Regions from separate parts of the Homo sapiens genome. Here region 1 is linked to region 2. A link is an interaction called in ENCODE POLR2A ChIA-PET data of the cell type or tissue named here. Cell type or tissue: K562. All regions are shown on one strand. Links, peaks and the distances in the headings refer to the core of each region. The heading gives the core; the rest is flanking DNA.

Evidence for each region. ChIA-PET counts read pairs that join two places held together with the same protein. Peaks named below come from ENCODE experiments on the same cell type or tissue, not always from the same donor. Only the 100,000 strongest peaks of a DNase experiment are listed, where the experiment ranks them.
Region 1: POLR2A ChIA-PET joins it to region 2 with 16 read pairs; 14 of 35 experiments call an interaction of 5 or more read pairs at or near these places.

What each region holds. Positions count from the first base shown.
Region 1 is chr10:96,064,434-96,067,351 of GRCh38, forward strand. The region is part of intron 2 of ENTPD1-AS1 (ENTPD1 antisense RNA 1); the gene reads right to left. Among named protein-coding and RNA genes, the nearest start is that of MIR3157, 1.5 kb to the left of the region's middle. In K562, for the core only: no CTCF peak of the experiment used is centred there; a DNase peak (open chromatin) is centred at 1,578; H3K4me3 peaks cover 623 bases.
Region 2 is chr10:96,128,767-96,131,684 of GRCh38, forward strand. It overlaps ZNF518A (zinc finger protein 518A), which reads left to right and starts at 1,531. Exons shown (of 6, transcript NM_001330736.2): 1 at 1,531-1,986. It overlaps LOC124902486 (a long non-coding RNA gene), which reads right to left. Exons shown (of 2, transcript XR_007062254.1): 2 at 289-2,918. RefSeq lists enhancers at 487-1,391, 944-1,583, 1,392-2,295. In K562, for the core only: a CTCF peak has its summit at 1,895; DNase peaks (open chromatin) are centred at 1,235 and 1,785; H3K4me3 peaks cover 2,314 bases.

The DNA.
Region 1 (2,918 bases), core at 308-2,807, 64 kb before region 2:
GGGCAGACTCATTGAGAAGTTGTAGAGGAAATAAAGTTGAGTGAGTAGAATGAGGTTGAGTTACGGAGTTTTGAAAGCCAGAAGAGAATACAGACTTTGTGGGGTCAGAGATATCGCTGAGGATTTGTGATATGATACTGGTGATTTTAGGAAGAATGATGATTTTAGGAAGATTGGTTTTAGAAAGAATAATGATTTTAGAAAATGGTGGTTTTAGGAAGAATGATCTGACAGTATCAGGGTAGGTTAGTAAGAGAAGATGGGAGTCAGAAAGCTTTCTGCAATAATGACAAATTGAGTAAGAATGGTACATGGATATTTAATGGTACAAAGGTAAACCCTAAGAAAGAAAACAAAATTGATAGAATTGAGGGATAGAATAAAGGAAAGGAAATATACTAATTCTGTTATTACTTATAAAAGTGAATTACAGATACTGAGATACTGGCTAAATAGAAAACAGAAATACTGATTATACAATCTGTATTACAAAGTTAACTACAGGAACAAAAACACAAAGCTTTCTAATTATGAAAAGAAGGAATAAAACAAAGCAAACTTTCCATATAGTAAACTATACTTTAAAGGTATAAATAGCAAAAGTATAACAAAATAATCTGACAGAACTAAGTCCAAACATATCAAATCAATAAATGAAAACAAACTCAACTATTAAGGGAAAAAGAACTTCAGACTGAATCACAAAGTGAAACTCAAATCTATGTTGTATGAGAGACAGGTCTAAAATAAAATGATTAAGAAAGGTTGAAGATCAACGAAAAAGTAGAGATACCAGAAAAACTCAAACAAAAAGCAAGGATCAAGATCTTAATAACAGACAAGGCTGAATTTTGGCCAAAATGTATTAAACCAAATTTTAAAAAGGGCACTTTATAATGCTAAAGGTTACAGTTCATGATAAGGATGAAGTTATTAATACTTCTGGATCAAATAACTGTAGCAATATTATGCACAAACTATAAAGGTTTTACAGAGAAATAAAAGAAAAACATGGGGCAGGGTGCAGTGGCTCACGCCTGTAATCCCAGCACTTTGGGAGGCCGAGGCGGGCGAATCACGAGGTCAGGAGATCGAGACCATCCTGGCTAACACGGTGAAACTCCGTCTCTACCAAAAATACAAAAAGTTAGCCGGGTGTGGTGGCGGGCGCCTGTAGTCCCAGCTACTCCAGAGGCTGAAGCAGGAGAAAGCTCCAGGAGGCGGAGCTTGCAGTGAGCCGAGATGGCGCCACTGCACTCCAGCCTGGGTGACAGAGCAAGACTCCGTCTCAAAAAAAAAAAAAAAGATGGTAGGTAAGAAACTAATTTATTTCTCTAAGTCCATGACAGATCAGTAACATTAAAAAAAAAAAAAGCAAGGATATACAAAACCCTAACACACCATTATGGTTCATCTAATGGACACATATTAGATATTCTGAGAAGGAAATGGTGCAGACCTGGAATAACAAAGACGGCAGAGAAAACAAAGTACACCGCCAGATGTACAGAGATAGCCTGTCACGCATGCCAACAGCAAAATTCTGTCTTCTAAAGAGTCCTTAGATAACTGAAATTGCTTTCTTTGTTGACCCATCTAGGTGCCTGAGATCAGAATATCCTTACTGGCCTCTTTGCTAGCTACCAGCTAATCTGCAGCTTATCTAGAGAAAATAAAATTCATGGTTTCCAAACTGCAAAAACACTTCCACTTTTGCCTTTGTTAGATGAGGTCAATCCATTACTGGATTTCACTTTACACAACAGTATACTAATAACTGACTATATTTCTGTAAGTTTTCTTGGATAATATCAAACTCTAATGTGAGGTTTTACAAAACTTGACTATGTATTAATCCACCAAAAAACTGCAACAATTCCAAAAAGTAGAATTACTACAGAAGACATATTCTGATGAAAATGTGACTAAAAAGAAATATGTAATAGGACCAAAGAACTCAAATAATCTTTAGGTCAAATAAGAAATCGAAACTGAAATTTCAAATTATCTAGAAAATCACTTGTAACAAAAATTCTACGTATCATGAGCTCTGGGATAAAACTAAAGCAATGCTCAGAATAAAATTAACATCCAACTGAAAAAGTCTAAGAACAAGAAACCAAACAAAAGCAGGAGGAAAGAAATAAGACAAAAGCAGTAAAAATGAATTATAAAAGGGAAAAAGAAAAAAACTAATACCTACCTATACATGCAATACAACTAAACAAGAGAAAATAAAATACAGTTTAAACATTGGGAAGGAGGAGGTAAAATTACAACTATTTGCAGAATCAATGTATACCTGGAAATGCAAGGTAATCAACTGAAAAACTATCACACGTGATAAGGAAATTTAGTAAATTGGCTGGCTACACAATTAAAATAGCTCTCATATATACAAACAACAACCAATTAGATTTAATGCAAGATATACTCAATTATAATGGCCACCAAAATAAGACAAAATGGCAATAAATACAACACATGCACAAGATCTACATAAAGAAAACTCTAAAATACTTATGACACAAAAGAAAGTTGCACAAGGCATACCATATACTTTTATAGAAAGTGTAAACTTTATAAAGATGTCAATTGTCCTTAATCTATAAATTTAACATACTCTAACAAGGTAATTTTTTTAAATTACCTAAATAAAGAATAATGAATATAGAAAAGCCCCATGACATATTAAAATATATTACAAATCTATAAAAAATAAAAATGGTACTGGCAAATGAGTTGACACACAATTCTGTGAAACAGAACAGAAATTCCCAAAATAAACATATTTAGAATTTATTATATAATAAAGGTGGTATCTTAAATTAGTAGAGGAAAATAAATATTATTCAATAAATTGAGTTAGGTCAACTGGGTAGCCACCTAGAAAAACAAATTTGGATTCCACACCTCAA
Region 2 (2,918 bases), core at 227-2,726:
AAATCTCGTTCTCTCTCTTTCTGCTGTGATGTGTGTGCATGTCTGGCTTGCACAGAAATGAGGACCTGAAGAGAGATGGGTGATGTACGATGCGGAATAAAATCCACTTTGTAAACATGTTCTTCATTCCATAATGGCATCCCCTTTGGTATTTACAGAAGATTTCTCCTTGTGTGTTTTACACAAGCATAAATATGACTAATGTGAATTTCCGCTCATTCGCCTTTTCTAGGTGGAATTGTGTAGCCCAGTAAACACAATAATAAAGAAGGCTTCCTAAAGACAAAGTGAGGATTTCTCAGTGTGCTTTTTATTAAAGGATGGAGAAAATCTTGCATTTGGCTACAGGCTGACATTTTCAAAAGCCTGCCCTAAGACAATGAAAAATATGTATCATACACATATTTTAAAAAATTTTTAAAAATTATAAATGTCATACATGCTACTTAAGAAAACACGGAACATTAAAAAATGAAAAATCTGATCATAGTTTCACTTTCAATTTATTGGTATATCCTTCTGCGCCAAGGTTTTTTGTTGTTGCTTAAACGTTTGCCGCCACTTATTCCCTCCCCACATTTTAAAAGGAAGATAATTTATGTAGAATTATGTAGAAAGTGAGGTATCAATTAGTAGGTTGGATTTATAAAGAACAGAAGAGGAGCCACACTGGCCTTTGGGGTAAAGCCAACCATATTAACTGTCCAGCCCTGTTGTCAGGTAGAGGAAGTATTCGTTTGAGGGAGATGTGAGCCTCCCTCATTGTGAAGATAGTTTTTGATCAATTATTCAATATATACAGGTTTGGAGTTCAGTATGTCTTCTAGAACTACTGGCGGCAGCTTCTTTCGTTGACGTGGGCTACAATGGTTGCTAAAACCTGCGTGCCAGAAGCCAGAGGTGGGGAGGCGCCATTTGCTAAACCGGAACTGGTTAAAATCTCAGGGTGGAGACCATTCCCAGTCAGCAAGGGCTTGGGAAGTGCATACAGTTCCTGCTCCTGGTGTCTACTCTGAAGAGCACAGAGTAGACGTTTGTCTGCCATTTCACCGGCAGTAAGATCAGCAGCTGCTGGTGAGCAAAGAGGTAGTAGTGGGTCACTGGACTGGTGGGCGCCGGGGCCGCGCGCTAGATGGAGAGGTCAGCGGCGAACCCAGCTCCATGGCCTAGTCTCGTCAGACCGAGCGCGGACCCTGCCGGCCTCCGTTCTCTTCCGCTTGTCTCAGGTAAAGCGCAGATCCCTCCGCCGCAGCGTGCGCTCCCGGTAGCGCTGCGATCAGCTTTTCGGCAATACCCGGATGGAAGTGTAATGGCCGCCATCAGGGACTCGCAGGCAATGGGTACTACGACAGGTATTCCCCGTCAGCGGGACTGCCCAGACCTTTTAGGATGTCAGAACTTCTAGAGGGCCACCCAGCAGGCAAACGGCGAGTTTGTGGACCGTCAGGGTCCCCCAAACAGGTCCAGGGATCCGCCTCTTGTGAGAGGAAGCGCGAGTTAAATAGTCCCGGCCATTCAGCGCTTCCGCTTAACTTGCCGCAAAGTTTTTCTGGAGAAGTCGGGGTTTTTTTGCCGAGCGCTTTTGCCGACTGCTAGAGCTTACCCTTACTTTCTTAACCTGGGGTTGTTTTACTTCCGGGCTTTTTGAACTCTACACTCTCCTACATTCTAGGAGCTGGGTGGGAGTAGGAGACGGTGTGCCTCCGCGCTCCCCGCGGGGCAGCCGAACCCCGGAGGAAGGGGCGGATCGGGCGCGGTGTTTGGGGCGAAGCTGGGCGCGCGGCGCTCGAAGCACTCACTCGGCGGGTTTCGTGGTTGGTGGAGACAGCAAGGGCGCCCCGCAGACCGCACCCCTCGAGCTATAGGTTCGCAGGCCCGACTCGACGGCGTCCCTATTGCTGGCCCAGCGTATGGTCATTGGGGGCCATTTCTTGCAGAGATGCCCTGCTCCCTGACGCGCTCGCTCTTCTCCAGAGTTGGCCAAAGGTGCTCTTCCCCGCAGACCCTAACCACACCCAGTGGCAGTTGGATTTCTTTGTAACTGGCTTTCTCACATGTAGGGTTCATTTTGACTCTATTCGTTACATGGTGTCCTCTTTGTCAAGTAGACAGTCTCTTCCTAGGTGGCTGTGGTAATTGAAAAGTACATAGAGCGAAATGTATATAAGGAAAAATGTTTTAACTCTTAAGTGGACCGATCAAACAGATGTAGCTTTAAAGTTCAGAATACAACAGTTAAGACTCAGTTTTCTTTTTAGGTTTAAATTTGAGAGCAAGTAGTGTATGTGAGCTGTTTTAGTGCAAACATTGTTGAGTATGTTGTCAAACGTCTAAAAAACCCTAGAAAAATAAAATAAGTCAATGTTCAAGGAATTCATAAGAATGTTGGAATTTGTACAGTTGTCGCAGTGATAAAACATGAAGACACCAAACTGTCAGGATAGGAATTCTATTAACTTGAAAGTGTGCATGTTAGATCTAGTTACTGGTAATTGTTGAATTGCTTTTTCTGCAGCAAGGGGTCTGATTTGAGTGTACTCTAAGGTTGATATCCTCAGGTTTAATTTAAAACATTTAAATTGATTCAGTGAAATTTCCTAACATTTTTTGAGTTTAACTGCAAATTTATAGAAATGCATTCACTATCTTTCAGCAAAATTGTCTTTTCTGAAATTTATAAAGAGACATTGCGTTCTGTTAACACTTTGAGGGTGTTGGGATTTCCTGGGGAAGGTAAGCATAGTAAACGATGTTGATTTTTGCCATAGAAACTGTAAATTAGATCATCCCTAGATACAGAAAATTGCCAACAAAAGGGGAGAATAAAATGTAGGTATGTTACACAACCAAATGTTTCCTGTTTGTTGCGTGAAAATAAGTATAATTACCAAATAAAACGTTTTATATCTGGTTTTATG